2 separate regions of the Homo sapiens genome follow, and region 2 is linked to region 1. Evidence: chromatin loops called from intact Hi-C (ENCODE). Cell type or tissue: testis. All regions are shown on one strand. Each heading gives the region's core, and the rest is flanking DNA. Links, peaks and the distances in the headings are about the cores only. Region 1 overlaps DNMBP (dynamin binding protein). Region 2 overlaps DNMBP (dynamin binding protein).

Evidence for each region. A loop is a pair of places that touch in the nucleus more often than their neighbours do. Peaks named below come from ENCODE experiments on the same cell type or tissue, not always from the same donor. Only the 100,000 strongest peaks of a DNase experiment are listed, where the experiment ranks them.
Region 2: it touches region 1 in a loop (5-fold over the local background); 2 of 110 quality-filtered maps call a loop at or near these places.

What each region holds. Positions count from the first base shown.
Region 1 is chr10:99,863,854-99,880,432 of GRCh38, forward strand. It overlaps DNMBP (dynamin binding protein), which reads right to left. Exons shown (of 17, transcript NM_015221.4): 16 at 15,958-16,508; 17 at 11,724-13,483. The coding sequence ends at 13,298. Among named protein-coding and RNA genes, the nearest start is that of DNMBP-AS1, 55 kb to the right of the region's middle. RefSeq lists an enhancer at 6,460-6,609. In testis, for the core only: no CTCF peak of the experiment used is centred there; no DNase peak of the experiment used is centred there.
Region 2 is chr10:99,937,720-99,954,298 of GRCh38, forward strand. All of the region lies in intron 4 of DNMBP (dynamin binding protein), which reads right to left. The region is part of intron 2 of DNMBP-AS1 (DNMBP antisense RNA 1); the gene reads left to right. Among named protein-coding and RNA genes, the nearest start is that of DNMBP-AS1, 19 kb to the left of the region's middle. In testis, for the core only: no CTCF peak of the experiment used is centred there; a DNase peak (open chromatin) is centred at 7,672; H3K27ac peaks cover 2,527 bases.

The sequences.
Region 1 (16,579 bases), core at 5,455-13,454:
TTCTTTATCCAGTCTATCATTGATGGGCATTTGAGTTGGTTCCAAGTCTTTGCTATTGTAAATAGTGCTGCAATAAACATACGTGTGCATGTGTTTTTATAGTAGAATGATTTATAATCCTTTGCGTATATACCCAGTAATGGGATTGGTGAGTCAAATGGTATTTCCGGCTCTAGATCCTTGAGGAATTTGCCATGTTGTCTTCCACGGTGGTTGAACTAATTTACACTCCCACCAACAGTGTAAAAGCGTTCCTTTTTCGCCACAGCCTCGCCAGCATCTGTTTCCTGACTTTTTAAATAATGGCCATTCTAACTGGCATGAGATGGTATTTCATTGTGGTTTTGATTTTCATTTCTCTAATGACCAGTGGTGATCTTTTTTTCATGTTTGTTGGACGCATAAATGTCATCTTTTGAGAAGTGTCTGTTCATATCCTTCGCCTACCTTTTTACGGGGTTTTTTTTTTTCTTGTAAATTTGTTGAAGTTCCTTGTAGATTCTGGATATTAGACTTTTGTCAGATGGATAGATTGCAAAAATTTTCTCCTATTCTGTAGGTTACCTGTTAACTCTGATGATGATTTCTTTTGCTGTGCAGGAGCTCTTTCATTTAATTGGATTCCATTTGTCTATTTTGTCTTTTGTTGCCATTGCTTTTGGTGTTTTAGTCATGAAGTCTTTGCCCATGCCTATGTTCTGAATGGTATTGCCTAGGTTTTCTTCTAGGGTTTTTGTGGTTTTGGGTTTTACATTTAAGTCTTTAATCCATCTTGAGTTAATTTTTGTATAAGGTGTAAGGAAGGGGTCCAGTTTCTGTTTTCTGCATATGGCTAGCCAGTTTTCCCAGCATCATCTATTTATTTTATTTTGAGATGGAGTTTTGCTCTTGTTGCCCAGGCTGGAGTGCAATGGCATGATCTCAGCTCACTGCAGCCTCTGGCTCCCAGGTTCAAGCAATTCTCCTGCCTCAGCCTCCTGAGTAGCTGGGATTACAGGCATGAGCCACCATGCCCAGCTAATTTTTTTTTTTTTTTTTTTTGTATTTTTAGTAGAGACGGGGTTTCTCCATGTTGGTCAGGCTGGTCTCTAACTCCCGACCTCAGGTGATCCACCTGCCTCGGCCTCCCAAAGTGCTGGGATTACAGGTGTGAGCCACTGTGCCCGGCCTTCCCAGCACCATTTATTAAATTAGGGAATCCTTTCCCCATTGCTTGTTTTTGTGGGGTTTATCGAAGATCAGATGGTTGTAGATGTGTGGTGTTATCTCTAAGGTCTCTGTTCTGTTCCATTGGTCTATATATCTGTTTTGGTACCAATACCATGCTGTTTTGGTTACTGTAGCCTTGTAGTATAGTTTGAAGTCAGGTAGTGTGATGCCTCCAGCTTTGTTCTTTTTGCTTAGGATTGTCTTGGCTTGTCTTGGCTATACAGGCTCTTTTTTGGTTCCATATGAAATTTCAAGTAGTTTTTTCTAATTCTGTGAAGTCAATTGTAGCTTGATGGGAATAGCATTGAATCTATAAATTACTTTGGGCAGTATGGCCATTTTCATGATATTGATTCTGCCTATCCATGAGCATGGAATGTTTTTCAATTTGTATCCTCTTATTTCCTTGAGCATTGGTTTGTAGTTCTCCTTGAAGAGGTCCTTCACATCCCATGTAAGTTGGATTCTTAGGTATTTTATTCTTTGTAGCAATTGTGTGGGGGGGTTCACTTGTGATTTGGCTCTCTGCTTGTCTATTGTTGGTGTATAGGAATGCTTGTGATTTTTGCACATTGATTTTGTATTTTAAGACTTTGCTGAAGTTGCTTATCAGTTTAAGGAGTTTTTGGGCTGAGAAGATGAGATTTTCTAAATGTTCAATCATATCGTCTGCAACCAGAGACAATTTGACTTCCTCTATTCCTATTTGAATACCTTTATTTCTCTTGCCTGATTGCCCTGGCCAGAACTTCCAATACTACATTGAATAGGAGTGGTGAGAGAGGGCATCCTTGTCTTGTGCTGGTTTTCAAAGGGAATGCTTCCAGCTTTTGCCCATTGGCTATGGGTTTGTCATAAATAGCTCTTATTATTTTGAGATGTTCCATCAATACCTAGTTTATTGAGAGTTTTTAGCATGAAGGGATTTTGAGTTTTATTGAGTATCTTGAACCAGTTTTGCATCCCAGGGATGAAGCTGACTTGGTCATGGTGGATAAGCTTTTCGATGTGCTGCTGGATTCAGTTTGCCAGTATTTTATTGAGGATTTTATTGAGGATTTATTGATGTTCATCAGGGATATCGGCCTGAAATTTTCTTTTTTTGTTGTGTCTCTGACAGGTTTTGGTATCAGGATGATACTGGCCTCATAAAATGGGTTAGGGAGGAGTCCCTCTTTTTCTATTATTTGGAATAGTTTCAGAAGGAATGGTACCAGCTCCTTTTTGTACCGCTGGTGGAATTCCATCTGGTCCTGGGCTTTTTTTGGTTAGTAGGCTATTCTTGCCTCAATTTCAGAACTTGTTATTAGTCTATTCAGGGATTTGACTTCTTCCTGGTTTAGTTTTGGGAGGGTGTATGTGTCCAGGAATTTATCCATTTCTTCTAGATTTTCTAGTTTATTTGTGGAGAGGTGTTTATAGTATTCTCTGATGGTAGTCTGTATTTCTGTGGGATCAGTGGTGGTATCCCCTTTATCATTTTTTACTGTATCTATTTGATTCTTCTGTTTTCTTCTTGATTAGTCTAGCTAGCAGTCTATTTTGTTAATCTTCATAAAAGCAGCTCCTGGATTCATTGATTTTTTTTTTTTTTAAGGGCTTTTTTTGTCTCTATTTCCTTCAGTTCTGCTCTGATCTTAGTTATTTCTTGTCTTCTGCTAGCTTTTGAATTTGTTTGCTCTTGCTTCTCTAATTATTTTAATTGTGATGTTAGGGTGTCAGTTTTTGACCTTTCCAGCTTCCTGATGGGGGCATTTTAGTGCTATAAATTTCCCTCTTAATACTGCTTTAGCTGTGTCCCAGAGATTCTGGTACGTTGTCTTTGTTCTCATTGGTTTCACAGAACTTCTTTATTTCTGACTTAATTTCATTATTTACCTAGTAGTCCTTCAGGAGCAGGTTGTTCAATTTCCACATAGTTGTGTGGTTTTGAGTGAGTTTCTTAATCCTGAGTTCTAATTTGATTGCACTGTGGTCTGAGAGACAGTTTGTTATGATTTCCGTTCTTTTGCATTTGCCAAGGACTGTTTTACTTCCAATTATGTGGTCGATTTTAGAGTAAGTGCTATTTGGTGCTGAGAAGAATGTATATTCTGCTGATTTGGGGCGGAGAGTTCTGTAGATGTCTAATAGGTCCGCTTGGTCCAGAGCTGAGTTCAAGTCCTGAATATCCTTGTTAATTTTCTGTCTCATTGCTCTAATATTGACAGTGGGGTGTTAAAGTCTCCCACTGTTATTGTGTGGGAGTTTAGTCTCTTTGTAGGTCTCTAAGAACTTGCTTTATGAGTCCGGGTGCTCCTGTATTGGGTGCATATATATTTAGGATAGTTAGCTCTTCTTGTTGCATTGATCCCTTTACCATTACGTAATGCCTTTGTTTGTCTTTTTTGATCTTTGTTGGTTTAAAGTTTGTTTTTTCAGAGACTAGGATTGTAACTCCTGCATTTTTTTTTCTTTCCATTTGCGTGGTTAATATTCCTCCATCCCTTTATTTTGAGCCTATGTGTGTCTTTGCACATGAGATGGGCCTCCTGAATACAGCACACTGATGGGTCTTGACTCTTAATCCAATTTGCCAGTCTGTGTCTTTTAATTTGGACATTTAGTCCATTTACATTTAAGGTTAATATTGTTATGTGTGAATTTGATCCTGACATCATGATGCTAGCTGGTTATTTTGCACATTAGTTGATGCAGTTTCTTCATACTGTTGTTGGTCTTTATATTTTGTTTTTTTTTTTTGCAGTGGCTGGTACTGGTTTTTCCTTTCCATATTTAGTACTTCCTTTAGGAGCTCTTGTAAGGCAGGCCTGGTGGTGACAAAATCCCTCAGCATTTGCTTGTCTGTAAAGGATTTTATTTATCCTCTGCTTATGAAGCTTAGTTTGGCTGGATATGAAATTCTGGGTTGAAAATTCTTTTCTTTAAGAATGTCAAGGCTGGGCTCATGCCTGTAATCCCAGCACTTTGGCAGGCCAAGGTGGGTGGATCACCTGAGATCAGGAGTTTGAGACCAGCCTGGCCAACATGGTGAAACCCCATCTCTACTAAAAATACAAAATTAGCCAGGTATGGTGGTGGGTGCCTGTAATCCCAGCTACTGGGGAGGCTGAGGCAAGAGAATTGCTTGAATCCGGAAGGCAGAGGTTGCAGGGAGCTGAGATCGCGCTATTGCACCCCAGCCTGGGCAACAAGAGTGAAACTCTATCTCAAGAAAATAAATGTTGAATATTGCCCCCCACTCTCTTCTGGCTTGTAGGGTTTCTGCAGAGAGATCTGCTGTTAGTCTGATGGGCTTCCCTTTGTAGGTAACTTGACCTTTCTCTGGCTGCCCTTAACATTTTTTCCTTCATTTCAACCTTAGAGAATCTGACAATTATATGTCTTGGGGTTGCTCTTCTCGAGAAGTATCTTAGTGGTGTTCTCTGCATTTCCCGAATTTGAACGTTGGCCTGTCTTGCTAGGTTGGGGAAGTTCTCCTGGAAAATATCCTGAAGTATGTTTTACAACTTGGTTCTGTTCTCCCCGTCACTTTCAGGTATACCAATCAATTGTAGGTTTGGTCTTTTCACATAGTCTCATATTTCTTGGAGGCTTTGTTCGTTCCTTTTCATTCTTTTTTCTCTAATCTTGTCTTCATGCCTTATTTCAGTAAGTTGATCTTCAATCTCTAATATCCTTTCTTCTGCTTGATTGACTTGGCTATTGATGTTTGCGTGTGCTTCACGAAGTTCTCCTGCTGTGTTTTTCAGCTCCATCAGGTAATTTATGTTCCTCTCAAAACTGGTTATTCTAGTTAGCAGTTCCTATAATCTTTTTTCAAGGTTCTTAGCTTCCTTGCATTGGGTTAGAACATGCTCCTTTAGCTCAGAGCTAAAGTTTGTTATTACCCACCTTCTGAAGCCTACTTCTGTCAATTCATCAATCTCATTCTCCATCCAGTTTTGTGCCCTTGCTGGAGAGGAGTTGTAATCATTTGGAGGAGGGGAGGCATTCTGGTCTTTGGAATTTTCAGCATTTTTGCGCTGGTTTTTCCTTATCTTCATGGATTTACCTACCTTTGATCTTTGAAGCTGATGACCTTTGGATGGGGTTTCTGTGTGGGGGTCCTTTTTGTTGATGTTGATGTTGATGTTGTTGCTTTCTGTTTTTCTTCTAACAGGCCCCTCTGCTGCAGTTCTGCTGCAGTTTGCTGGAGGTCCACTCCAGACCCTGTTCCCCTGGGTATCACCAGTGGAGGCTAACAGAACAACAAAGATTGCTTCCTACTCCTTCCTCTGGAAGCTTTGTCCCAGGGGGGCACCGGCCTGATGCCGGCTGGAGCTCTCCTGTACGAGGTGTCTGTTGACCCCTGCTGGGAGGTGTCTCCCAGTCAGGAGGCACAGGGATCAGGGACCCACTTGGGAAGGCAGTCTGTCCCTTAGCAGAGCTGGTGTGCTGTGCTGGGAGAATCCTTCTTGTCAGGATCAGCTGTTCTCTTCGGAGCTGGCAGGCAGGAACAATTAAATCAGCTGAAGCTGCACCCACAGCCACCCCTTCCCCCAGGTGCTCTGTCCCAGGGAGGTGGGAATTTTATCTGTATGCCCCTGACTGGGGCTGTTACCTTTCCTTCAAAGTATGCCCTGCCCAGTGAGGAGGAATCTAAAGAAGCAGTCTGGCCATGGCTGCTTAGCCACGCCGTGGTGAATTCCCGCCCAGTCTAAACCTCCTATCTCCTTAGCACTGTTGGGAAAACTGCCTACTAAAGCCTCAGTAATGGCGGATGCCCCTTCCTGCACCAAGCTTGGTCATCCCAGGTTGAATTGAGACTGCTGTGCTGGCAGTGAGAATTTCAAGCCAGTGGATCTTAGCTTGCTGGGCTCCGTGGGAGTGGCATCTGCTGAGCGAGACCACGTGGCTCTCTGGCTTCAGCCCCCTTTCCATTTCCAGAGGAGTGAACGGTTCTGTCTCACTGGGGTTCCAGGCGCCACTGGGGTATGAAAAAAACTCTTGCAGCTAGTTCAATGTCTGCCCAAACACCCACCCAGTTTTGTGTTTGAAACCTAGGGCCCTGATGGTGTTATCACATGAGGGAATCTCCTGATCTGCAGATTACAAAAACCAAGGGAAAAGGGTAGTATCCGGGCTGGGTAGCACAGTCCCTCACGGCTTCCCTTGGCTGGGGGAGGGAGGTCCCCTGGCTCCTTGAGTTTCTGGGGTGAAGCGACGCCCCACTCTGCTTCTGCTCACCCTCCATGGGTTGTACCCACAGCCTAACCCCCGTGAGATGAACTGGGTATCTCAGTTGTAAATGCAGAAATCGCCCGCCTTCTGCATTGGTCTCACTGGGAGCTGCAGACCAGAGCTCTTCCTATTCTATCTTGGCCCCTCCCCTCTTTCTTGTCTTTTTTTATAAAAGCCATTTTAACTGTGGTGAGATGATATCTCATTGTGGTTTCAATTTGCATTTATCTGGTTAGTGATATTGAGCTTTTTTTTTTTTTTCTTTTAAGACAAGGTCTCACTCTTACTCAGACTGGAGTATAGTAGCTCAATTATAGCTCACTGCAGCGTCAGCCTCCTGGGCTCAAGCCAGAAGCCTCCCACCTCAGCCTCCCAAGTAGCTGGGACCACAGACAGGCAGGCACCACCACTCCCAGCTAATTATTATTATTTTTGGCAGAGGTGGGTTCTCTCTATGTTGCCCAGGCTGGTCTTGAACTCCTGGGCTAAAGCAGTCCTCCCACCTCAGCCTCACGCAGTGCTGGGATTATAGGTGTGAGCTAACAGGCCTGGTCCCTTTGCCCAATTTTAAATTGGGTGTTTATTTTCTTTTCAATGAGTTATAAGACTTCTTTATATATTCCGGATACAATTCTCTTATCAGACGTATGAGTTGAAATATATTTTTCTTATTCTGTGGGTTGTCTTTTCACTTTGATAGTGTGTTTCTTGTTTTGTTTGGTTGTTTTTAGATGGGGTCTTGCTCTGTCACCCAGGCTGGAGTGCAGTGGCACAATCATGGCTCACTGCAGTTGCTACGTCCTGGGCTCAAGCAATCCTCCCACCTCAGCTTCCCAAGTAGCTGGGACTACACCACCATGCCTGGCTAATTGAAAAAAATTTTTTGTAGAGACGAGTTCTACCTGTGTTGCCCAGGCTGGTCTCAGATTCCTGGGCTCAAGAAATCCTGCCTTGGCCTCCCAAGGTGCTGCGGTTATAGGTGTGAGCCATCATGCCTGGCCAATGGCATTATAAGCACAAAAGTTTTCCATTTTGATGAGGTCTAATTTATCTGGTTTTTTTTTTTTTTTGGTCACTTTTGTTGTCATTTGAAGAAACTAAAGCCTAATCCAAGGTTGTGAGAACTTTTTCCCATTTTAAGAATTGTGTAGTTCTAACTCTTACATTTAGGTCTATGCTCCATTTGGAGTGAATTTTCGTGTGTGGTTTAGGAAGCGGTCTAACTTCATTCTCCTGCATGTGGATATCCAGTTGTCCTGGCACCATCTGTGCAAAAGATGGTTGTTTCCCCATTAAGTTGTTCTGACACCTTGGTCAATTCATATTTGACAATACATGTAAAGGTTTATTTTTATGTTTTTTGAGACGAGGTCTCACGCTGTCACCAGGCTGGAGTGCAGTAGCATGTTCACTGTTCACTGCAGCCCCAACCTCCCAGGCTCAAATAATCTTCCTACTTCGCCTCTCAAGTAGCTGGAATTACAGGTGTGCACCACCATGCCCAACTAAGTTTTGTATTTTTGTAGAAATGGAATTTCACCATGTTGCCTAGGTTGGTCTCGAATTCTGGGCTCAAGCAATCCTTCTACCTCAGCCTCACAAAGTGTTGGGGTTATAGGTGTGACCTGCTGTGCCTGGCCAAAGTTTTAGACCCTCAATCTATGTCTATCTTATGTCAGTCTCACATAGTCTTACTTATTGTAGTTTTATATCTTGTTCCTTTTTTCAAGATTGTTTTGGCTACTCTGGGTCCCTTGCGTTTCCATATGAATTTTAGGATCAGTGTGCGAATCTTCTTAACTTGGAGCAGATGCTATAGAAGACTCCCAATAGTGAACTGAGGACCAAAATTATCCAGAAGCCTCTACATGGTGAAGGAAAGATTAGGGAACCAGGCAGGTTATTTACTGGTACTAGGTGTATTTTGGAAATTTCCTAAAGAGTTGTTACCTCTGGGGGTGAGGGTACTCCCTACTGCCATGCAGGCCTCAATTTCCAAATGGTTCAGTCAAAAGACTGGATTTAGAGGATTAGAATTCCAAGAAATCCAAAGGTTCAGGAACAGAGGCAGCCAGGGCAGGACTCCAGACAGCTCTATGTAGACCAGGCCCTGGAGGAGAGTTGAAGGTTATGTGTTGTTTCCACATTGACCTAAAGCAATGGAGACTGGCTTAGACTCTTACTGCTATTCAATCCTTCCTTTAAAGGGCCAGTGTCCTCTTTTGATGAAGGCTCCCACAGAACTGACTAGGAAGGGCCATTCAATGGCTTAGGGCCAAAGTCCTTTTGGTTGTACACATGAGCTGGTGTGTTCTCAAGTGGGTATATAGCAAAGGGTTAAATACATGAGCTTTGCTCTCAGGGCTGGGATTGAAATCTGAGTCTTACTATTTCTATCTGGGTAAACCTGGTTGAGTTTCTTATCCTCTGAGCATGAGTCATTCTGTTTTTGAGACGGTCTCACTCTGCTGTCCAGGCTGGAGTGCAGTGGTGTGATCACGGCTTCCTGCAGCCTCAACCTGCTGGGCTCTGAGCATCAGTTTTGTTACTTCTACACACCTTGTAGTGTTCTTTTGTTGGGCGGGGGTAGGGGGTGACATAGGATAATGCAGGGTAAGCCTTGGCACAGTGCGTGGCTCAGTGAGTGGAAGATGCTATTTTGGACAGAACCCTGAGCTTCCCAGAAAGCTTACAGACTCTCTTGAGGACATTGTGTGCCATGGGATGTTCCTTGGAACCAAGGCACTCATATTAGCATCATATATAATACAAAATAACTAAGTAGAAACGTCTGGCCATTCCCTCATATTCTGAGAGTCTTCTGTTTGTTTGCACTGTGTGGCCATGAGGCCTTTGTTCTGGTGTGATGATGCTGGCACTTGGGGTAGATGCCAGTGCAAGAACTCAGTCATTTGACTTAAAAAGGGGAGTAGGGGACAGGGAGGAAGAGGGGAAAGCTCGGCAGTAGAAAAATGGGCGGAGAGGAATATTGAGGGAGAGTTGGACTGATGCCGGAAGAAGTAGAAGTCTTGTGTCGATGTTGAAAAGCAATATTTCCAGAAAGTTCTGCCTTAGATGTCATAGGTGGGGTTGTCGTCTTTCATACCCACAAGAAATCTTCCGTAAAGGTCTGTACTACTCTTCATGGCTTTGAAGTAGGTTTTGTGCTTTAAGAAAGTGTTCTGGATGCATAGAGATGTTGAGATAGGACAGTAAGGCAAGAGGACAGTGGCTGAATCTTTTTCTTACCTATATCTGATGTGATTCCTTCACGCTAACCTCCTGCTGGATCTGCAGAGCTGGAAGGGTAATTTGACGGTGGGTGCTTTGGGTGGAGAGGGTGCTGTGGGAGCAGTGGGTACAAGCTGGTAACAACCAGCTCCTACAAGACACAAACTCCATCCAGGACTGTATTTCCGGGTTCTTCTTCCTCGTGGCTTGAATCAAGAGGGGAACATAAGGGGTCAATGATTTGACCCACAGTGAACTCAGTAGTAAGCACCAAGCCTGCTGAAATGCTTTGCATGTATTTTTTCCCCTTTCCGGCTGGATGGTCCATTGGCACCCATCACTTCTCTGCTGTCTCCTAAGCTAGAAACCTGGGATCCATATATCCTAGATACATAGATAGGTTATCTAGAATAGTAAGGGCTTGTAATCCTAGGCCCTTACTACTCCTCTATCAAGAATGGGCAGGTGTGTTGCCTTGAGCAAATGTTAGTCACATGAGTGTCCACAGTGGTCTCAGGCATTCTCGTGAAGCTTCTATGCTACAGGCAGGCCTGGGGGCAAGTGTGCAGCTACCAGCCTGGAGTCTGGGGCTGTGAGGACCTGCTGGGCACTGGGTTTTACTGGGGTAGTGCTGAGGTCCAAGGTTGAATCTGGGACTCGCTTCCCTCTCTTCCCCCCATGCAGAGGGTGTTCCGATGTGTGCTGCGCTGCCTGCGGCTGAGGGAGGGGTTGGCACAGGTCCTGTGAACATGTCCTCCCTGCCCTCTCCAATGCATCTTTTCTTAATATTTGCATGCAACACCCAGGTGCTGTCATCTCTCACATGGTTTTCTTAGCGCTTAGGGTATTTTCATGCACAGATAGTTTAAGATGTTTCCATGGGGGGACAAGCACTGAAAGTCCTCCTCCAGTATCTCGCAGCTGTCCTGTTGCAGCATGGTGCATGTATTAACTCACGGAATCTTCCTATCAACTCTACAAGGTGGATGCTATTACTATCTCTACCTCAACCAGGGAACTGAGACAGAGGTGGGTACGTTGCCAAGGTCACAAAGCTGCCAAGTGTCAGAAGCCAGACAGTCTGGCTCCAGAACAAGGTGTACAGACTCAGCCTGAGCCTGCAGGCCCGAGTTTCAATTCACAACCCCTCAAAAACTTGATATATGACTTGGGTGAGTACGAATGTCTCTGGACCCCATTTTCCTAGTCTATCACATGAGAGTAGCATAGGTGACTTATCAGCTGCTTTCCTGCAGCCTACCCAATTCAGTGATTTCTATTCCTTAACAACACTGGGTGATCGCTTTACTGTCACCCACCATACTGTCCTCAATCCCACCTCTGCCACTAGCCCTGCCACTTCCTTCCCTGCCCCCAACTGCCTGAGCTGCTGCTCCGTGACCTTGTTAGATAACCTTGTGTATCAGTGTCCACATCTGCAATATCAGGGAAATACTTATCCCCTAGAGATCCCAGCTCTTCTGTTTCGTTAGAATTTCACAGGACAAGATGAAAATAGAGGCAGTCACCTGCAGCATGGACATATTTTGAGTATACAGAGATTTTTTTTTTTTTTTTTTTTGAGACAGGGTCTTGCTATCGCCCGGGCTAGGGTACAGTGGTGTGATCTTGGCTCACTGCAACCTCTGCCACCCAGGTTCAAGCAATTCTCAGCCACTTGATTAGCCAGGACTATTGGCATGCAGCACCATGCCCGGCTAATTTTTGTATTTTCAGTAGGGATGGGGTTTCACCATGTTGGCCAGGCTGGTCTCAAACTCTTGGCCTCAAGTGATCCGCCCACCTTGGCCTCCCAAAGTGCTGGTGGGATTACAGGTGTGAGCCACCACACTCGGCCTGAGTATATAGAGATTGTTGGAATCTTTGACAGAATGACTTTGGGCCTGCATTTCTTCAGTTAGCCTCTCCCATTCTCCCAGATCTGGACATCACTCATTGTCAAGAAGGCCTCCCCAGAAGCCCAGGAAAAACGTTCAGCTTAAACAAACAAACAAAAAAACCCGTTCAGCTTAAACATGGAAATCAAGAAAACATCCAAGGCCATTAGAAATGCTTTTATTTATAAAAGAACTACTTAAATATAAACATCTCTACATAGAAACACTCTTCACAAAAGGACTCTTGCATTACTGCCTTCTGACCACGACCAGCAGACACTGTGGATGTTAGGACTCCACGGTGTCTCCCGACTCCCAGGATTTTAAGGCTAAATGTGCACTTGGAGGAACAGGGGCTGTAAGGCTATTTCTTCCCTTTCTTTTAAAAGACAAATTTCATGGTTTCCCATTCCAAGATAGGCTTCATAGCTGGGGAAGATCTTAAGATTCTTGGTCTAAGGGGTAAGCAAATATCTTCCTGAGACTGGGAGGTATGATCAGGCACTTGGGAATCTGGCTTTGAATGTCATCTCTGAAGCATGGAAGTTAGTGGTGAAAAAAATCTTATTTCCAAGTCTAGGATAAGCTACTTCTGGAATGGCTTATCCCAATTCAAGTAAGTCACAGGTGTTATGTTGTCTGCATCTATGGATGTAACTAAACAGTCATTAGGGTGCTTGGATGAAGAAGAAAGACATCCAGTCTTCCATTAGGCTCAACTGGTTTCAGCTCAAAGCAGAACTAATACTTTTAATGGAATGGCTGGAGCTCTCATACTGTTACTCTAGGAAAATCTATCAATTATTGAGTCCAGGGCAGGGGGGCCACCAGACATCACAGACTGTGTAAAGACCATCAGAAAGGTGTCATTGAGGTTGCGGTATGGTGGCTTACACCTGTAATCTCAGCAGGGAGGCGGGAGGGTTGCTTGAGCCCAGGCGTTTAAGACCAGCCTGGGCAACATAGCAAGACCCCATCTCAAAAAAAAAAGCGGGGGGGCAGTGATTGTACCTAACAAGGGAAGAGAATCTTTCAGATGAAGGGTCAACAGAAAATAAAGACCCTAAACACTTCTAAAAGTAGAACGCAGTTGAATTTTGCATAACTAATCTGGGAATGGAGTAAAAGAAACAAGGTTACAGAATGTAGTGCTTTAGGGACTTTAGAAATTAGGGGCAGTATGTATGAGAATGTGTGCTGGACACTGGAGGTGTCCCAGGAGCTTTGAAGCACTAGGTTTGGTTCAATCCCGACAAACTCCCAGCCATGTGCAAGCACTGCCTCACGGGGTGCCCAGAGCCATGAATTCTTTTCATCTGAGTTGGCATCCGGTCAGCTGAGCATGGAACATGGGGCCACCCCAAACGCCGTACAGCACAACCATTACCAACACTGTCTATTGCTAGAGCACAGCTTCCTGCATACATAGGACACTGGGCTTCTGACTGCAAGTTTCTCCTTTCCAAAAGCCAGCTCTAAGACTTGTCTCTCTTCTCATAGTCACTAAGTCATTTGCAAAGCCCCAGGGTCCATTTCAAATTCTAGAGATTCTAGTGAGCATCAAGGTTTACAACCCAATCGAGGAGAACAAGATCTGTGGTGTGCTCCACCATGCCATGGTTAAGCAACGCAGACAGGGCCTGTGTCTCAGGAGCAGGCGCCCTCTCGGTGGGCCGCCAGAACCCTCGGCGGACTGAAAGCAAAGGCAGCAAGGCTGGGTGGCAGGCAACGTGGGCTCAGGTGTACTCGGTTTTGCGGATATAATTGGAGGGAACGTAGCCCTTCTTCCCGTTAACCTCAGCTAACCACCACTCTGTATTTCCTGTAACATCTTTAAACTCGAGGATCTTGAGTTTCTGATTGGCTGACACGCTCAGCTCATTTGGGTTTCGTGCCTTGAAGGTGTAGACAGCAAAATAGACCTGTGTGAGGGAGAGAGAGAAAATGGGAAATTGCTGGGAGCAATGCCATCCAACAGCTTCGTGCGGTGTTGGGGAGGGTTCCACATCCACATGCCCACATGTGGCTACTGAGCCCCTGAAATATGGCCAGTGAGACAGAGGAACTGAATTTTTAATCTTATTTAATTTTAACTAAAATAAATTTAAATAGGTACATACGGATGATGGCTACCATAATAGGGATGATTAAAAGAAAACACCAATTTGGCCGGGCACGGTGGCTCATGCCTGTAATCCCAGCACTCTGGGAGGCTGAGATGGGTGGATCACCTGAAGTTGGGAATTTAAGACCAGCCTGGCCAACATGGTGAAACCCCACCTCTACTAAAAATACAAAAATTAGCCGGGCGTGGTGGCACACACTTCTAATCCCAGCTACTCACGAGGCTGAGACAGGAGAATTGCTCCAACCCAGGATGCAGAGGTTGCAGTGAGCCAAGATCGCGCCACTGGACTCCAGACCCTGGGCGACAGAGTGAGACTCTGTCTTGGAACAAACACCAATTTGGGAGGCTGAGGGCAGATCACTAGAGGTCAGGAGTTTCAGACCAGCTGGTCAACATGGTGTGAAACCCCATTTCTACCAAAAACACGAAAAATAAGCATGATGGTGAACACCTGTGATCCCAGCTACTCCAGAGGTTGTGGCAGGAGAATTGCCTGAACCCAGCAGGCAGAGGTTGCACCACTGCACTCCAGCCTGGGCAACAGAGCAAGACTCCATTTTAAAAAAACTACCTTTTCAGTCTTTTAGAATTGCTTTAAAGGGTGGAAGACGAGCATACTCTTCCATACCTCCAACACAAATTATGAAAAAGAAAAACCAGAAAACCACAACCAACTTCAAAGAAAAGTTGATCTTTAGATGCCACAAACAAAGATCTCATGATCTAATGCCCATGGAAGGGAGGAGCTCAGGGAGGAGGAGAAGCCATGAGGCCCATGGGGGCCAGAGGGAGGGACACGTGCCCCAAGGGCTGGAGCTTTAGGACCTGGTCAGGGACTGGAGCTGAGACTACAACTACATTCCCTGCTCGAACTCAATCTAAGAAAGGTCCTTCTTTTCCCTTTGATGTGTCTATAATAACTGTCTGCTTGGTAGGCCCAGAATGGGGATGTTTGACCCGGGAAGTAGGTAGTAAGAGAAATCACCAGAAAAACGAGCATGCACAAAGCTCGGCTATGGCACTGAGGAATGTGCTATGGGAAGCCTGAACTGAGAAAGTGGGTAAAAACTGGACTCTTAGAATCCAGACAGTGGCAGAGGCAGCACCTCTACAACCCAGGACACGACTGGGCCTTCCCATGAGGGCAAATCCTTCTGGAGATGAGCTCGCAGACAAACCTGACAGTCAACACAGGAAGATGCTCCACTGAAGAGCGAGCAAAGGCAACAAACGGTGCAGCAAAGACTCTGCAGCTGTGAATCTGAAAATGGCTTTAAAGCATACAGGTTAGTTCAAGATATGGCCAGCTGTGGGTGGCTCACGCCTGTAATCCCAGCAAATTGGGAGGCCAAGGCAGGCAGCGAGGTCAGGAGATCGAGACCATCCTGGCCAACATAGGGAAACCCTGTCTCTAATAAAGTAGTCCCAGCTACTCAGGAAGCTGAGGCAGGAGAATCGCTTGAACCTGGGAGGCGGAGGTTGCAGTGAGCTGAGATTGCGCCACTGCACTCCAGCCTGGGCGACAGAGCAAGACTCTGTCTCAAAAAAAAAAAAAAAAACCCAAAACGTTTGAGATACAAAGCCTACAATCAAACTCATAAACGGGAACAGGCCATTACAAAGAGAATAGGAAAAACTGGGGCTGGGCACAATGGCTCACGCCTGTAATCCCAGCACTTTGGGAGGCCGAGGTGGGCGGATCACTTGAGGCCAGCAGTTCCAGACCAGCCTGGCCAACATGGTGAAGACTGTCTCTACTGAAAATACAAAAATTAGCTGGGTGTGTTGGTGTACACCTGTAATCCCAGCTACTCAGGAAGCTGAGGCATGAGAAATGAGAATTGCTTGAACTTGAGAGGTGGAGGTTGCAGTGAGCTGAGATCATGCATTCCCCATCCTGGGTGACAAACTCCTCAAAAAAAAAATAAAGTATGGTTACTTGAATCAAAAACCAAACAAGTGGATTAAATGGATGTTATACAACTGAAGAATTAGTGAACTGGAAGAATAATGAAGTTGTCATTATAGCACCTTTTAAACACCCAGTGACACAGAGGGGTCCAGGAATAGCCTGTGAAGTATCAGCAGGGGAAGGTGCTCAGAAGGCTCTGATGGCAGAGATTCCTTGTGTGCTTGAAAGGTGTGTCTGTGAGCTCATCTCAGATCACCCCTAGGCCTCAGGCAAGCCACTTCTGCCTCACCCCCGCTGGTACCCACAACACATCTGCTGCCGCCTGTGCCACAGTGGCAGGCCTCTTACGCACTCACCTGGTTGCCTTCTGCCTCACTGCCATCTGGCTCTGTACTTCTGTCTTCCGGAGCCTGGGCTGTTCTTGCACATCCTTTGACGAGGTCTTGACTTTGCCCATTTCGTCCTGGTACGGAGTAGCCAACTATTTCTGGATGCCTGAAGTTCCGGTAGCTCCTCGGCGTGGCAGTGGGTTGCTTTACATCTCTAGCTACATCTGCAGAGTCCCCTGACCTTGGCTGGGAGGTGGAGTCTGGGTCTGAAGGGCATCTGGAAGGACTACTCTCTGAATTACTCGGATTTAGGGATGCACTGAGAGTTCCTTGGTCACATTCTTTTGGCGGAGGAGATGCATCTTGAGGCTGCTTCTGGCAAGACCCCGAGGTAAAGGATACAGCCATGCTGCTGGGGTTGAAGGTCAGGGTGCTGCCGCTGTTCTGGCGTGGGAACCTGGGGGAGGAGCTGCCGTGCTCAGACTCTGTGGAGGAGTGGCTACCCACGGAGGCATCGGAGTGGCTGCGGCGAGGATTGTAGGGCTTTAGGAAAGAGCTGTACACGAAGCCTTTGGTGACTACAAAGGAAACAGGAAATATAAACAAGAACTCTTAGCAGAAGGCTGGACAGACAGAGGGAGCATTGAGA
Region 2 (16,579 bases), core at 4,548-12,547, 73 kb after region 1:
CCAACCACCATGAGCACACAGAATGGCAGTGACACACAAGACAGCCCAGCACTGAGTGACTCAGTCATTACAACCTATCACCTAAACCCAACAAAGATTGTGACTTGGTTCACCAAACCAATAGGAAGTCAACATTATTCGGGAGGACAGCTTTCACCACAAGTTAAAACAGAGCAACAGTGTAACAGAGAGAGCACTGGAGACCAAATGAGGAAATGACACCTGCCTTCTAGAAGTTCAATTTCTGCTAATAACCAGTTTTCAGGTATGATTACCCTCTTTGGCTGTCACTTTCCTATGTAGGAAATGTGGACATTAATGATTTCTCTGCCACTTTAAGTCTACAATTCTATGATCTTGCTTATTTCTAATCCAATTAAAAGATTAAACTTTCTCTGTTATGGAAAACAAAGTTCACTAGCAACTTGATATCTTTGATAAAGCTAGCAAGATAAGAAAAATACACCTAATCAACCAAGAGAAGAGATAAAAAGAGAGGACTAAATTGTAGGTAAGGATCCTAGTTATAAAAAGAAATTATTGACCAGGTGTGGTGGCTCAGGCCTGTAATCCCAGCACTTTGGGAGGCCAAGGTGGGCGGATCACTTGAGGTCAGAAGTTCCAAACCAGCCTGGCCAACATGGTGTAACCCCATCTCTACTAAAAATACAAAAAATTAGCTGGGTGTGGTGGCAGGATCTGTAATCCCAGCTACTCAGGAGGCTGAGGCAGGAGAATCGCTTGAGCCTGGGAGGCGGAGGTTGCAGTGAGCCAAGATGGGTGCCACTGCATTCCAGCCTCGGTGACACAGTGAGACTCCATCTCAAAAAATAAAAAAAAGAAATTATAGTTGGGCAAGTGGAGAGTGAACAGTTGGTTACAAAAGGGGGCTTCCCCCACCCTTTCTAAGTCCGATTGCCTTTAGGACTTTAAAGATAAGCAGTTTGCATAAAGAGGTAAACTCCCTCAGCTTTATCTCCACACTACTATGACTCAGATCTAAACAAAAGCTGTGAATGGGTTGCCATTTTTGAGTAATAAATCTGTGTACAGAGAAAGTGGCCGAGGAAAGAGGGAGGATGACTTTTCTACTTTTCTCAATGGTAGGACTGCTGGTGAAATAGAACCCTGTAGACAACCATCCCTCCTTCAGCACCCCCTCTCACTTTACACAACAGTCACACTCCACTGGCTCTTTTCAGCAGTCCTGAAGCACCACCTCACCGTGATGTTTGCTATTTGCTCCTAGTGGGTGGGCCATCATGACTATCTGTGTGATGCCCAGAGTGGATAGACTGCCACCTATTCTAGAAGTGAGGATGGAGAAGTAGGATTTGGAAGGAGAGAGAAGAGACAGAGAAGGTAGAAGAAGGGTAAAGGAAAAAAGGGAGAAAAGTGTGCCAAAAAAAAAAAGAGCAAGAATATGTAACTCCCTAAACTTTTGTGGATTCCTCTGTGACTGCCCATGTTGTTGCTCCACTGAGGGTCAACAACTCCTCACTCTCTAGGACTCTGCCCAGTGACATTCTGATTCCTACAGTTCTTGCTATTTTCCAGAGAACCTTGCAAATATCTCTCTTGGCTAACCTATGCTGTTACTTCATTATACTTGCTTACCTCCTTTTATTATACTGAAAGTTCCTTGAGGGCTAGGATGGTCTAACTTGTCTTCCTATCTCTAGCACAGCTCTGTAGATGGTAAAACCTCTTTGCAAAAATTATAACACTGAGAAAATTATAACAGTGAGAAAATTACAACAATGAAAGAGATTGGATCTAAACAACCCTCATCTTGTCTTTAACCTCCAAACTGTCCTTGATCACTCCTGGGCTTGGCCTAAGCCAACTGTGGGAGAAATTTAGTTTACAGTTGAAATGGAAATAGCCCTTCCACTTTCTAAAACTAAACCACTTTTGTAAAACTAATGAAAGGTCACCAAGTCAGAAGGATGAGAGGAGCCTAATTCTGCTAAGATATAGACATAAAGGATTACTAGCCATTATTTAGAAGGTAACAAGATTTGCAACTTCCGCAATCACCCCTGCAGATAACGCCATTACTGTAGAACCTAAGATTAATCTTTTGAGATGTCTTTTCAGGCTTTTGCATTTCTGAGGACTGATGGCTCCACCTGGACCTGCCAACCAGTCCTGTGGTCCCACCCAGAAAGGGACTTGGTACAGGAGGACCACTGTCCACATCCCTATGGTTGCATCCGCAACCAATCAGCAGCACCCATTCCCCTAGCCCCCTGGCCACTAAACTGCCCTGGAAAAACCTCTGCATTTTTTAGACTGATTTGAGTAGTAACTCCATCTCCCACATGGAGTGGCCAGCTGCATGTCAATCACTCTTTCTTCATGCAATGGCCTCAGTGAATTGGTTTTGTTTGTGCAGTGGGCAGGAAGAACCCATTGGGTGATTACAATGGGGTACACAGTAGGTATTTAAATGTTTAATGAATCAATGCATGTAGCATTTATTTGGCACATGCTAGATGCTAGGTAGAGGGCAATCTAGCTTAGAGGTTAAGTGCACAGGCTTTGATAGCCCTGGACTTAAATCCTGACTTTGCCACTTAATAGCTGTATAATCTTGGGGAGGTTATTTAATCTCTCTAGGCTTGTTTCTTCACCTTTTCACCATCAAACCTACCCTGCTACCTGCCTGTGAACCCAAACACTCTGCCTCCCACCTTTAACAATGGAGGAAGGGTCCCTGCTCTGATCCCAGGCCAATCTCTCCGTTGGCTTGCCAGACCCCTCCCCTCCTGACCACTCACTATCTAATAGCAGTGAGGCCTCCTCTCCCTGCTTCTTCAATGTGCCCATTCTAGTGGATCAGTCCCGTAAACTTATGAACGCGTACTAATGTTTCTCATCTTACAAACGACTTCCGCTGGCACCTCAATCCAACGTCCCCTGCTGCCACTACCCTATTTTTTTGCTTTCTTTTATAGCAAAACTCTTCGAAAGACTTTTGAGCACACTAAATGCTCAATGCCTCTCTTCCTTACCTCTCATTTTCTCTTTAATCCACTCCAATAGGGCTTGCATCCCAATATCATCCCTTCAGTGAAACTGCTCTTGACAAGGTCACCAAATCCCACAGTCATTTTGGAGACTTCACCTTACTTGGCCTCTCGGCAGCTTCTGATCCTGTCACTTGCCCTTTCTTTTTTTGAGACAGAGTCTAACTTTTTCACCCAGGCTGGAGTACGGTGGCGCGATCTTGGCTCATTGCAACCTCCACCTCCCATGTTCAAGTGATTCTCCTGCCTCAGCCTCCCGAGTGGCTGGGATTACAGGCACCCGCCACCACACTTGGCTAATTTTTGTGTTTTTAGTAGTGACGGGGTTTCACCATGTTGGTCCGGATGGTCGCAAACTCCTGACCTCAAGTGCTCCGCCCGCCTCGGCTTCCCAAAGTGCTGGGATTACAGGCGTGAGCCACCGCACCTGGCGTCACTTGCCCCTTCGTGAAACCGTTTTTCCATTTGGCTTTCCTTCTCCTTGGCTGGTTGCTTCTTCTTTGCTGGCCCATCTCCCTTGTCTTCCATATTCCTAAAGATTGGAATGCCCCAGGGCTAAGTTCTAGATCATATTCTCCTATACGCCCAATTAACTGGCACACAGCAGGAATTCAAGAAGTATTGATATGACCAGAAATGTGGTTGCTACTTGCAACTCTAATCCTTCCAGTTGCCTAACCTCAGGGTTACCCCTCAGGGTTACCCTTGACTCTTCTCAATTTTTTTTTTTTTTTGAGATGGAGTTTCACTCTTGTTGCCCAGACTGGAGTGCAATGGCACGATCTCGGCTCACCGCAACCTCCACCTCCCAGATTCAAGCGGTTCTCCTGCCTCAGCCTCCCTAGTAGCTGGGATTACAGGCATGTGCCACCATGCCCGGCTAATTTTGTATTTTTAGTAGAGACGGGGTTTCTCCATGTTGGTCAGGCTGGTCTTGAACTCCTGACCTCAGGTGATCCGCCCGCCTTGGCCTCCCAAAGTGCTGGGATTACAGGCATGAGCCACCACGCCTGGCCTCTTCTCAGTCTCTTATACCTCACATCTAATCCACCAGCAAGTCCTACTGGCTCTAACTCAAAATATGCTGAGAGCTGAGCACCTCTCATCCCTACTGCTGCCATCCTGGTCCAAGGTGCTGGCATCCATCCCTTGCCTGGGTCACTGCAGTAGCCTCCTAACTGGTCTCTCAGCCTCTGCCCTGTGTCTCTTCTGTCTATTCTCTTCTGTTAAATTGTAGGTCAGGTCATATTATTCCCCTGCTCAAAACCTTCCAGTAACTTCTCTTCTTACCCTAAATGATGAACTACAACTGTGCCGTTGCTCTAGCTGAACCAGTCTCCTTGCTTTTCCTCAAACATCTAACATACTCTCATTCTTGCTGTCTTATCTGTCTGGAACGATGCCTCCCACCCCCAGAAATGGTTTGGCTGGCCCCCAACAATCTTACTCAAACATTATTTTTCAGAAGGTTTTCTCTGATTTCTTTTCTCCATAGATTGTTTTCCCTTCTGACAAAAAGGCAAAAAAATATACTTAGAGTTTTACTTACTTATTGCTTGTCTTTTCCCATGAAGGCAGAGATTGATTGCTACTGTGACTCGAGATCACTGCCTGGAATACAGTGGGAGCTCAATCATACTGGTTGACTGATGACTGTCCTGTCTTTTGGGTCTTATTACATCTGGTAAAGTGAACAGTAAAAGGCAGCAAGCAGCTCAGGTAGGGGTGTGATGGTGGGAACACTCGCAACTAAGGGTCTCAGGCTATCTGAAGATGAATTATTTTCCTGTACCATGCTGCAAAGCCTCAGTGAAATCTGAAACCAATACTTAAGTACCTCAATGCATTCCAGCTTCTTCACCCTGTGCCTCGAGCTGAGAGTGCGAAAATGTTCACAAGGCCATCCTACAAACTGCTAAGAACAGTGACTCACAGGTCAATTATACCTCAGTTCACCATTCTAAGCTACATTTCTTGACATACATTCAACCATCCATCCTAAAATCAGAAACTAGTTTCTCTCCTGACTTAACATAGCCTATTAACGGGTTCTGATGATGGCTGCTGTCTTATACTAGGATAAAATCCTTTAGAAGTAACTCTGAGCTCATTTTTACTGAGCCAAAAGCCTCAACCAGATGTTACACAAGTTGAAGATACTTGCTTTTTTCCTACATACTGACAAACTAGAAAGAAAGATTATTATTTCCTTTACATAAACTTTCATTATCTTGAAAGACCACAGAATGGGCCAGGTGTGGTGGCTTACACCTGTAATCCCAGCACTTTGGGAGGCTGAGGGGGGGGCGGATCACCTGAGGTCAGGCGTTCGAGACTAGCCTGGCCAACATGGCAAAGCCCAGTCTCTACTAAAAATACAAAAATTAGCTGGGCATGGTGGCGGGCACCTGTAATCTCAGTTACTTAGGAGGCTGAGGCAGAAGAATCGCTTGAACCCGGGAGGCAGAGGTTACAGTTAGCCGAGATTGCACCACTACACTCCAGCCTAGGTGACAAGAGTGAGACTCTGTCTCAAAAAAAACCAACAAAAAAAAAAAACACAGAATGATTTGGCTATTTAATTCTATTATCTGTTACTAGTTTGAGAAGGAATTCTTGTGTGTGGTTTTTTGTTTGTTTGTTTGTTTGTTTGTTTGTTTTTTTGAGACAGTTTCACTCTGTCACCCAGGTTGGAGTGTGGAGTGCAATGATATGATGACAGCTCACTGCAGCCTCGGCCTCCTGGGCTCACCCAATCCTCCCACCTCAGTCTCCCTAGTAGCTGGAACTACAGGTGTACACCACCATATCCAGCTATTTTTGTATTTCTTTTAGGAACGGGGTCTCACCATGTTGCCTGGGCTGGTCTTAAAGCAATCCTCCTACCTTGGTCTCCCAAAGGGCTGGGAGGCATGAACTACCACACACAGGTATGAGCCACCATGCCCGGCTGAGAAATAATTCTTATACCTAAGGGATTCCAAGGAGGCTGCAGAATGACAAATTGCTTCTGCATATAAAACAGTTACACTTTAAAATTTTAAAAATCTGTCTAGAATATTACGTATCACTTTAGTATAAAGACGTTATTGTTCCATATCAGTCATTCTCCAGCTTGTTAATCTACTGGCTGTCTTTAGTGCATCTTAGATGCTACCCAGTAGACTGGGGAAATATTATTTTCCTGAAAAACATGTTCTGATTTAATTTGCAACAGACATCACTGAAAATTACTTGTAGAGTCTCTGGTCAACCTTCCTTTGACATTATCTTAAAGGCCAAAAAGAGGAAAGTTGAGGAGCAAGGTTCCTGACTCACTCTGTAGTTTGGCATCCATTGCACTGATTTAGAACAATGGGGTTCCGGAACTGACCCACACCGAAAGTAGCCATTGGTCATGATTCCAAGGCAGCAGGAAAGAGCATAATTAGCTGTAGAGGTCAATATCAATATGATCACTGGGGTTTCAAACACACATAAATATGAATGATAATATGACTATGTTTTTTTAAATTAATCAACGTGTAGCTAGTGCCTGGCTCATCATGTGTGCTCAAGAAATATACACTGAATAAAGAAATGAATGCACACCCTCTTTTCAAATTCAGGTGTGTGAACCTCACCAAGAGATAGGGTAGCACTAGGTAGTCCTGATCAGAGCTTCTAAAAATAATATGTACTGGGAAACCTGAAAGTCTGAGAACTACCTCTTAATGTTTCTACTGCTTTGCAAGTCAACCTGTTCAGACTTGAAGGTAGTGTGCTTGAGATCTGAACCTTAACTTGTTAATTAGCAACTCATTTGACTGGAAGCTCCTTGAGACCAGCGAGCACATCTATAATGTTCATCGCTATGTACCCAGCCCTTAGCACAGTGCCTGGCACATGGTAAAAATAAATTGAGTATTTCCTGGATGAATGAGTGATTGACCTGAATACCACACGGAAGCCCACAAAATGATGTTTCATTCCCCAACACACAGCAATCATAAATACTGTCTAGTATTCTACCCTGACTCTAGATGATAATTCCAAATTTAAAACTCCTAATTCTCAGTTACAGCCAAAGACTGGCTTATCTAAAACTAATACTGGACTTTTTATTTCCAATAATTGAAGTCTACATTATTTGGATCAGTCTCTCATAGAAAAAAAAAATCTTTAAAATAGAAATCTAAAAGGAGACCTTTTCTGTAATAAGCTAAGATCCTAAAGAACTCCCGAGGGTAAATCAGAATTGGGCCAGCCCTCTTGCTAAATTACAGCTGAGTTCCGATACCTTGGTCATCCAAGGTACAAGGTACACTGAGCCTTGAAATTGGTTTAAGTTGGACCTGGGCTGAGAATGACTAGTGTTTGTTTCCATGTGGAAATTCCTTCTCAGCATTTCTTAGGAAATTTATATGTCTTTCTAAATCAAAAACAAAAAAAACAAAAAAAATCAGCTGAGGACTCTAGGAAACAAGAGAAGGTACTAGGATTCTCCTGAGAGAATAAAGCCTAACAATAAATGCAGAGACATTAAGAGTTTAAAGAAATCCACCAATGTCAAGTTGACGCAAGAGCAGAGAATACTGGCACGCGGAGTAAAATGTTACAAGGTGACATTTCTGGGAATGAGGACAAGAGTGGGTAGGAGGGCCAGGGTCTAATCAGTTAGCTTTGCTCATAGTTGTTGCTATGTAATACATGTGTTTAGAAGAGTGTGTGCTCATGGCCCCGTGTGTTGCCAACAGTGAGTCATTCTTGCAAATAAAATAAAGATTAATAAGCTTACTTGTATAGTATGCTTTATACAGATCTTATAAGGGTAGTCTAAGAAATAAAGTTTTGCAAACAAAGTAAGTCCTTAGCAATTCTGACACATGATTCTGTACAGTGCTAAATCTTGCTCAGAGAGGCAAATGTTCCATTATTTGAAAACCACCCAGTAATGTTTGTCCAGTGTTTTCCACTGCTTAATATTTGCTATATAGTTCTTTATAAATGTTTTAACAGAAGAAATACAAAAGAGATGTGAATATTGCTGTGAAATATCCCTACACAAAATCAGGAACATATCTAAAATCTGAATTAGCACAAGCAATATCAATTTCAATGGCAAAGCCAAAATCAGAAGAAGCAGAAAAAATGTTTTCAACATTAAAAAGAAAATGAGCTTTCATGAGACAACATGCAACCGAACAGCCCTACCCAGAAATGCTTTTTTTTCTTTTTTTAATTGAGACGGAGTCTCGCTCTGTTGCCCAGGCTGTAGTGCAGTGGCACGATCTTGGCTCACTGCAACCTCTGCCTACTGGGTTCAAGCCATTCTCCTGCCTCAGTCTCCCAAGTAGCTGAGATTACAGGTGCACACCACTATGCCCTGCTAATTTTTTGTATTTTTAGTAGAGACAGGGTTTCACCATGTTGGCCAGGCTGGTCTCAAATTCCTGACCTCAAGTCATCCATCCGCCTCGGCCTCCCAGAGTGCTGGGATTACAGGCATGAGCCACTGAGCCCAGCTCCAGAAATGCTTTTGAATACACACTTAACAATTCCACCAACATCAACATAAAATGAAAACCTTTTTTTGATGTATGAAATATTAGTCACAAAACAAAGATCAACACTATCAGATAGAGCAACTAATGCTCTGTGTATTTAAAATACTATTTAAAGGCATGTAAACCAATGGAACAGAACAGAAAATCCAGAAATAGAGCTGCACACCTACAACCAAGTAATCTTCAACAAAGTTGACCAAAATAAGCAATGGGGAAAGAATTCTCTATACAATAAATGGTACTGGAAAAACTAACCATATGCAGAAGAATGAAACTGGACTTCCATCTCTCACCATATACAAAAATTAACTCAAGATGGATTAAAGACTTACATGTGAGGTCTCAAACTACACAAATCCTTGAATAAAACCTAGTTAACACTCTTCTAGACATTGGCTTAGGCAACCTGCAACAAAAACAAAAACTGACAACTGGAACCCAATTAAACTAAAGAGCTTCTGTACAGCAAAACAAACTATCAACAGAGTAAACAGACAACCTACAGACTGGGAAAAACTATATGTAAACTATGCATCCAACAAAGGCCTAACATCTAGAATTTATAAGGAACTTAACAAGAAAAAAAACAACCCCCCTAAACACTGGGCACAGGACATGAACTGACACTTCTCAAAAGAAGACATACAAGTGGCCAACAAATATATGAAAAAAATGCTTAACATCGCTAATCATCAGAGAAGTGCAAATCAAAACCAAATGAGAAACCATCTTACACCAGTCAGAATGGGTATTAAAGTAAAAAAATAACAGATATGTTGGCATGGTTGTAGAGAAAAGGGAACACTTATACACTGTTAGTGGGAATGTAAATTAGTTCAGCCCCTGTGGAAAGCAGTTTGGAGATTTCTTAAGGGGCTAAAAGTAGAACTATCATTCGACTTAGCAATCCCAGTATTGGGTATATGCCCAAAGGAAAATTCTTCTACCAAAAACACACCTGCACTCAGCTGACTCCAGCACTATTCACTACAGCAAAGACATGAAATCAACTTAGGTGCCTATCAACAGTGGACTGGATAAAGAAATCCTGGTATATATACACCATAAAATAGTATGTAGCCACAAAATAGAATGAAATCATGTCCTTTGCAGCAACATGGATGCAGCTGGAGGCCAGTATCCTAAGAAAATTAAGGCTGAAGCAGAAAACCAAATATTGCATGTTTTCACTTATAAGTGGGAGCTACACACTGGGTACACATGGACATAAAGATAGGAACAACAGACACTGGGGACTACAGGACAATGGAGGGAGGGAGGGAGGGAGGGAGGCAAAGGTTGAAAAACTGCCTATTAGGTACTATGTTCTCTTACACAGGTGATGGGATCAATTGAAGCCCAAACCTCAGCATTACACAATATACCCTTGTAACAAATCTGCATATGTACTCCCTGAATCTAACATTTAAAAGTTAAAATAAAATTCTATTTTAAGAGTAATTTAAAATACTAAATATTTGTGGTATTTCTTTCAATTTTTAAATAGTTTTTGACATTTATCTTGTACTAATGCTCTTTTAATGTTTTACATTATCACATTAATTTTCTGATTTTATAGATCTTCTATAGGTGTGTAAGATATTAAGGTTAGGAGAAGCTGAGCGAAGTATATGGAAGCTCTTATTTTTGCAGCTTTCTATAAATCTAAAATTATTTAAAAATGAAATTTAAGAATGTTTTTACGATGTTGATGATAGGGGAAGCTATGTATGTGTGGGGGCACGGGATATGGGAAATCTCTGTACCTTCCTTTCAATGTTGCTGTTAATCTAAAACAGCTCTTACAAAAAACAAGTCCTTTAAAAAAGTCTATTATCAGGTAGAGAATATTTTTACATGTTATTAAAATATATAATCATATCACGACATTGTGGCTCACAACAACAAACCGTGCATTTATCATACACAAATATAAAACCTCTGAAAATGTTAGTGTAATACTAGCACAGGAAAACTTGTCATCTTTGATTATGATCTCTACTACTATTCAAGAATGTGTAAGTAAAAGTTTTTTAAAATACAAGGTTATAATTTAGGAACTCCCAGGAATTCCAACTTCTTACTCCTGAATCTCAAATATTATTATCCTTCAGGAATTTGGAAACATTAGTTGACTACAAACAACTGACAGAAACAAATGCAAATTCTTTCTAGAGTTCAGGTGTCTTCACCTCAACTCTTAAGATTTTCCAAATACTATGACCAGCACACAGTAAGATAATCAGACACACAAAGAGCCTAGACCACAAAAATGAGAACCCATGTGACATCAAAAACAGTCCCACTAACACTGAATATCTTGGAATCATACACAGACTATAAAACAGCTATGCTTACCATATGGAAAGAAAATAAAAACCAAAGCTGGGCATGATGGCTCACATCTGTAATCCCAGCACTTTGGGAGGCCAAGGCAGGCGGATCACTTGAGGCTAGGAGTTCGAGACCAGGCTGACCAACATGGTGAAACCCCATCTCTACTAAAAATACAAAAATTAGCCAGGTGTGGTGGCGGGCACCTGTAATTCCAGCTACTCGGGAGGCTAAGGCAGAAGAATCACTTGAACCCGGGAGGCAGAAGTTGCAGTGAGCCAAGATCACGCCATTGCACTGCAGTCTGGGCAACAAGAGTGAGACTCCATCTCAAAAATAAATAAATAAATAAATAAATAAATAAATAAATAAATAAATAAATGCAGAGTTTTAAGAAGAGGCAGTAGCTACACTAAAAACCTCACTGTGGGTCTGGCACAGCACTGGTCTGACAAGGGGCCTGCCATCTCTGCACTGATTCCCAGGTCCCAAGTAGACCAGTTCAAAGTAACAACAGAAGTAGGAGATCTCTGAAAACTCTGGGAGGTAGAGCAGGCAATTCAATTCAAATCAATTCAGTTAAACTCAACTCCCTTCATTAGGTATTTGAGTCCCTACTATGTATAGAACATCATACCAGGTGTGTGGGAAATGACACACTGAATAATAGATAAAACCTGTCTTCTCAGTAAGCATATTAACAACTAAATATAATATTGATCAGAATTAGATAAATGTTATATTGAAAGTTCTTTAAATCTTAGGCCTTAAATTTTAAAATTATAACTTATACAGAACCAGATTAGAGAAGTAATGCCTGGTGCTCAAACTGGTTAATTTCCACCTCTTGAGGGATAGCTTATATTGTTGGATACACCTTTTATGAAGACAGAAAAAAATGACCTTATGAGAAATTGGCTGTTACTGCAAGGAATAAGTAATTTTATCATATTAGCAATAGATATTATCAAAACACCTTTTGAGAAATCAATCAAATCAACATTAACATACCCAATACTGTATTTGGTGGATTCAAATTTTACAAAGTCTTCCCGAAATAGACTACACCCACATTAAGTCTTTCACAGCACTAAACAGCAATTTTTTTAAAAAGTCAGAACACTTGCTGAATAAACTAATTCTGAAAATGAAGGTCTGGTGAATAAAAAAGAACACCAGTTTTATGTAGTACCAGTCCATTTACCCATTTAAAAACACTGCACACACAAAAAATAAAAATAAAAACACTGCAGTGTTCTTAAGCACAGAAGACATAACATTTTCCATGGAACACTATTAATTCTAAAAAGTACCATTACTGGGAAATTCCTGCTACCTGAAATTTGGGAGTCTTTTATTCTCCCACCTATATATTTGACATGGTTTGGCTGTGTCCCCACCCAAATCCCATCTTGAATTCCTACGTGTTGTGGGAGGGACCTGGTAGGAGGTAATTGAATCATGGGGGGCAGGTCTTTCCTGTGCTGTTCTCGTGACTGAATAAGTCTCACAAAAGATGGTGTTTTGAAAAACGGGAGTCTTCCCGCACAAGCTCTCTCTTTGCCAGCTGCCATCCACGTAAGATGTGACTTGCTCCTCCTTGCCTTCCACCATGATTGTGAGGCCTCCCCAACATGTGGAACGATAAGTCCATTAAACCTCTTTCTTTTGTAAATTGCCCGGTCTTGGGTATGTCTTTATCAGCAGTGTGAACATGGACTAATACAGGAAAATGGTACCAGTAAAGCGGGGCACTGCTTAAAAGATACCCGGAAATGTGGAACTGACTTTGGAACTGGGTAACAGGCGGAGGCTGGAACAATTTGGAGGGCTCAGAAGAAGACAGGAAAATGTGGAAAAGTTTGGAACTCCCTAGAGACTTGTTGAATGACTTTGACCAAAATGCTGATAAAGATATGGACAATGAAATCCAGGCTGAGGTGGTCTCAGAAGGAGATGAGGAACTTGTTGGGAACTGGACCAAAAGTGACTCTTGTTATATTTTAGCAAAGAGACTGGTAGCATTTTGCCTCTTCCCTAGAGATTTGTGGAACTTTGAACTTGAGAGAGATGATTTAGGGTATCTGGCAGAAAAAATTTCTAAGCAGCAAAGCATGCAAGAGGTGACTTGGGTGCTGTTAAAGGCATTCAGTTTTATAAGGGATGTACAGAACAGAAGTTCCAAAAATGTGCAGCCTGACAATGTGATAGAAAAGAAAATCCCATTTCCTGAAGAGAAAAACCAGCTGCAGAAATTTGCGTAAGTAATGAGCAGCCAAATGTTAATCCCCAAGACAATGGGGAAAATGTCTCCAGGGCATGTCAGAGGTCTTCACGGCAACTGCACCCATCACAGGCCCAAAGGCCTAGGAGGAAAGAGTGATTTCCTGGGCTGTGCCCAGGATCACTATGCTGTGTGCAGCCTAGGGACTTGGTGCCCTGTGTCCCAGCTGCTCCAGCCATGGCTGAAAGGGGCCAATGTAGAACTCAGGCCATGGCTTCAGAGGGTGCAAGCCCCAAGCCTTGGCAGCTTCCATGTGGTGTTGAGCCTGCGGGTGCACAGAAGAACTGAGGTTTGGGAACCTCTGCCTCGATTTCAGAGGATGTATGGAAATGCCTGGATGTCCAGGCAGAAGTTTGCTGCAGGTGCAGGGCTCTCATGGAGAACCTCTGCTGGGGCAGTGCAGAAGGAAAATGTGGGGTCAGAGCCTCTACACAGAGTCCCTACTGGGGCACCACCTAGTGGAGCTGTGAGAAGAGGGCCAAAATCTTCCAGACCCCAGAATGGTAGATCCACCAACAGCTTGCACCGTGTGCCTGGAAAAGCTGTAGACACTCAACATCAGCCCGTGAAAGCAGCCAGGAGGGAGGCTGTACCCTGGAGAGCCACAGGGGCAGAGCCGCCCAACACCATGGGAACCCACCTCTTGCATCGGTGTGACCTCGTTGTGAGACATGGAGTCAAAGGAGATCATTTTGGAGCTTTAAGATTTGACTGCCCCACTGGATTTCAGACTTGCGTGGGGCCTGTAGCCCCTTTGTTTTGGCCAATTTCTCCCATTTGGAATGGCTGTATTTACCCAATGCCTGTATCCCCATTGTTTCTAGGAAGTAACTAACTTGCTTTTGATTTTACAGGCTCATAGGCAGAAGGGACTTGCCTTGTCTCAGATGAGACGTCGAACTGTGGACTTTTGAGTTAATGCTGAAATGAGTTAAGACTTTGGGGGACTGTTGGGAAGGCATGATTAGTTTTGAAATGTGACGACATGAGATTTGGGAGGATCCAGGCAGAATGATATGGTTTGGCTGTGTCCCCACTCCAAACTCATCTTGAATTCCTATGTGTTGTGGGAGGGAGCCGGTGGGAGATAATTGAATCATGGGGGCAGGTCTTTCCTGTGCTGCTCTCGTGAGAGTGAGTAAGTCTCATGAGATCTGATGGTTTTGAAAAATGGGAGTCTCCCTACACAAACTCTCTCTTTGCCTGCTATCATCCATGTAAGACGTGACTTGCTCCTCCTTGCCTTCCACCATGATTGTGAGGCCTCCCCAACCATGTGGAATTGTAAGTCCATTAAACCTCTTCATTTTGTAAATTGCCCAGTATCTGGTATCTTCATCAGCAGTGTGAAAATGGACTAATACAATATCTAATGCAAGAATTGTTTACAGGTTTATCTTGAAACTTGTAGGTATAGAAAGTGATGGAGAATCTGGAGTTTGCTAGGGCTTTGGGAATGTAACACTCAGCCAAGGTTCCCTCAGAATTCTTTTTCAGGGACTCTGAAATCAAGGTATCTGGCATTCCCCTGAGAGCTCAAGTACTCATATTAAATGAACACCTTTTTGAGGACTTGTCTAAGCATCTACTTCATGCTGTAGCTTGAGGGTAAATGCTCCTGCTGTTCAGTACAAGCAACCCAGCGGCCTGGCTCCCTAGCTATCCCCTAATCAATTACACTGAATGTGCTCTAGGACCCCTCCTACCGCACCATCTCTTAGTCTGCAGTTCCCTTAGAACTCTGCCCACATGCATAATAGTCCTTTCCTAAGAATATTTTGAATAGAGGTTTCCCTCTCTTTCTGCTATATCATCTTTCAGAAGATTACTTGATTTCCAATAATACTCTTTTTTATTGGAATTTTTTTATTCTATTATTTCCATTCACTTTTATAGACCTAAAGTAGAAAGGGAGGGAGGTAGCTATATGTGCTCAGTCTGCCATCTTGATCCAGGATCTCTGGATCACCATTCTGCTTTTATCTCTTATTAGTATCCTGCTATTCCTAGACCCCCTGGGTTGCTTTCTATTATTGACTTTCCTGATGACACATAAGTTCAAATCTCTGGTACACAAGCCAAAAGTGACATGTATTCACGTTCTTGGGCCCTAGACCAATTGCTGTTGGTTGCCTACCTCTTGTACTCTTCCTATTTATAAATTTTTTCTCCTGTGAGTCTGGTGAATATGAATGAAGTCTCCAGAGGCTTATCATTCCCAAATTAAGGGAAATAATTTGAATTTTCAGTGTGCCAGTATAGGAAGCGGTGAACTATAGTTGTTAGAAACATAAGCTTAAATCCCAACTCCCTTGGCAAGTCACTTAATCTCTTTTCAAATTTAATTTAAAACTTTTTTTTTTTTTAAGAGACAGGTCTCTCTATGTTGCCCAGGCTGCTCTTGAACTCCTGGGCTCTAGTGATCCTCCTACGTCGGCCTCCCAAAGTGCTGGTATTACAGGCTTGAGCCTACTCAATATCTATGTCTTAGTTTCCTCATCTATAGAGTAGCCATATGAATTATCATTGTACCTTTAGGGTAGCTGTGAACATTCTTCCTGTAGGCAAATTCTAACACATGCTTACTAATATGGTAATAAATGTTAGCTATTACTATTATTAAAATCTACTCCCTTGGCCAGGCATGGTATCCCAGCACTTTGGGAGGCCAAGGTGGGTGGATCACTCGAGGTCAGGAGTTTGAGACCAGCCTGGGCAATGTGACAAAACCCCATCTCTGCTAAAAATAGAAAAATTAGCCAGGCGTGGTGGCATGCACCTGTAATCTCAGCTATTCAGGAGGCTGAGGCATGAGATCACTTGAACCCGGGAGGCACAGGTTGCAGTGAGCCAAGATCTCACCACTACAGCCTGGGTGACAGAGTAAGACTCTGTCTCAAAAAAAAAAAGAAAAAAAAGAAATCTACTCTCTGGACAGCAAAGATACAAGATGGAGTTTTCTCATGAGTCTTTCTTAACCTGGAAGTCTTTAGTGCTTAATGGAGCCTGATTAAAGAAAGTTCTACTTAGGGACTTCCCATCTGCACCACTGCTATGGATGCCATAGCAGAATAAGAGACATAAATGTCCCAGAGGTATATGTGTCTCCGAGGTATGAGATTCTTTTTTTTTTTGGAGACAGGGTCTCACTCTGTTGCCCAAGCTGGAGAGCAGTGGCATGATCATTGCTCACAGCAACCTCTGCCTCCCAGGTTCAAGCAATCCTCCCACCTCAGCCTCCCGAGTAGCTGGGACTACTGGGATATACCACCACTCCTGGCTAATTATTTTTTGTATTTTTTTGTAGAAGCAGGGTTTGGCCCTGTTGCCCAGGCTGGTCTCAAACTCCTGGGCTCAAGCAATCCACCCACCGCAGCCTTCCG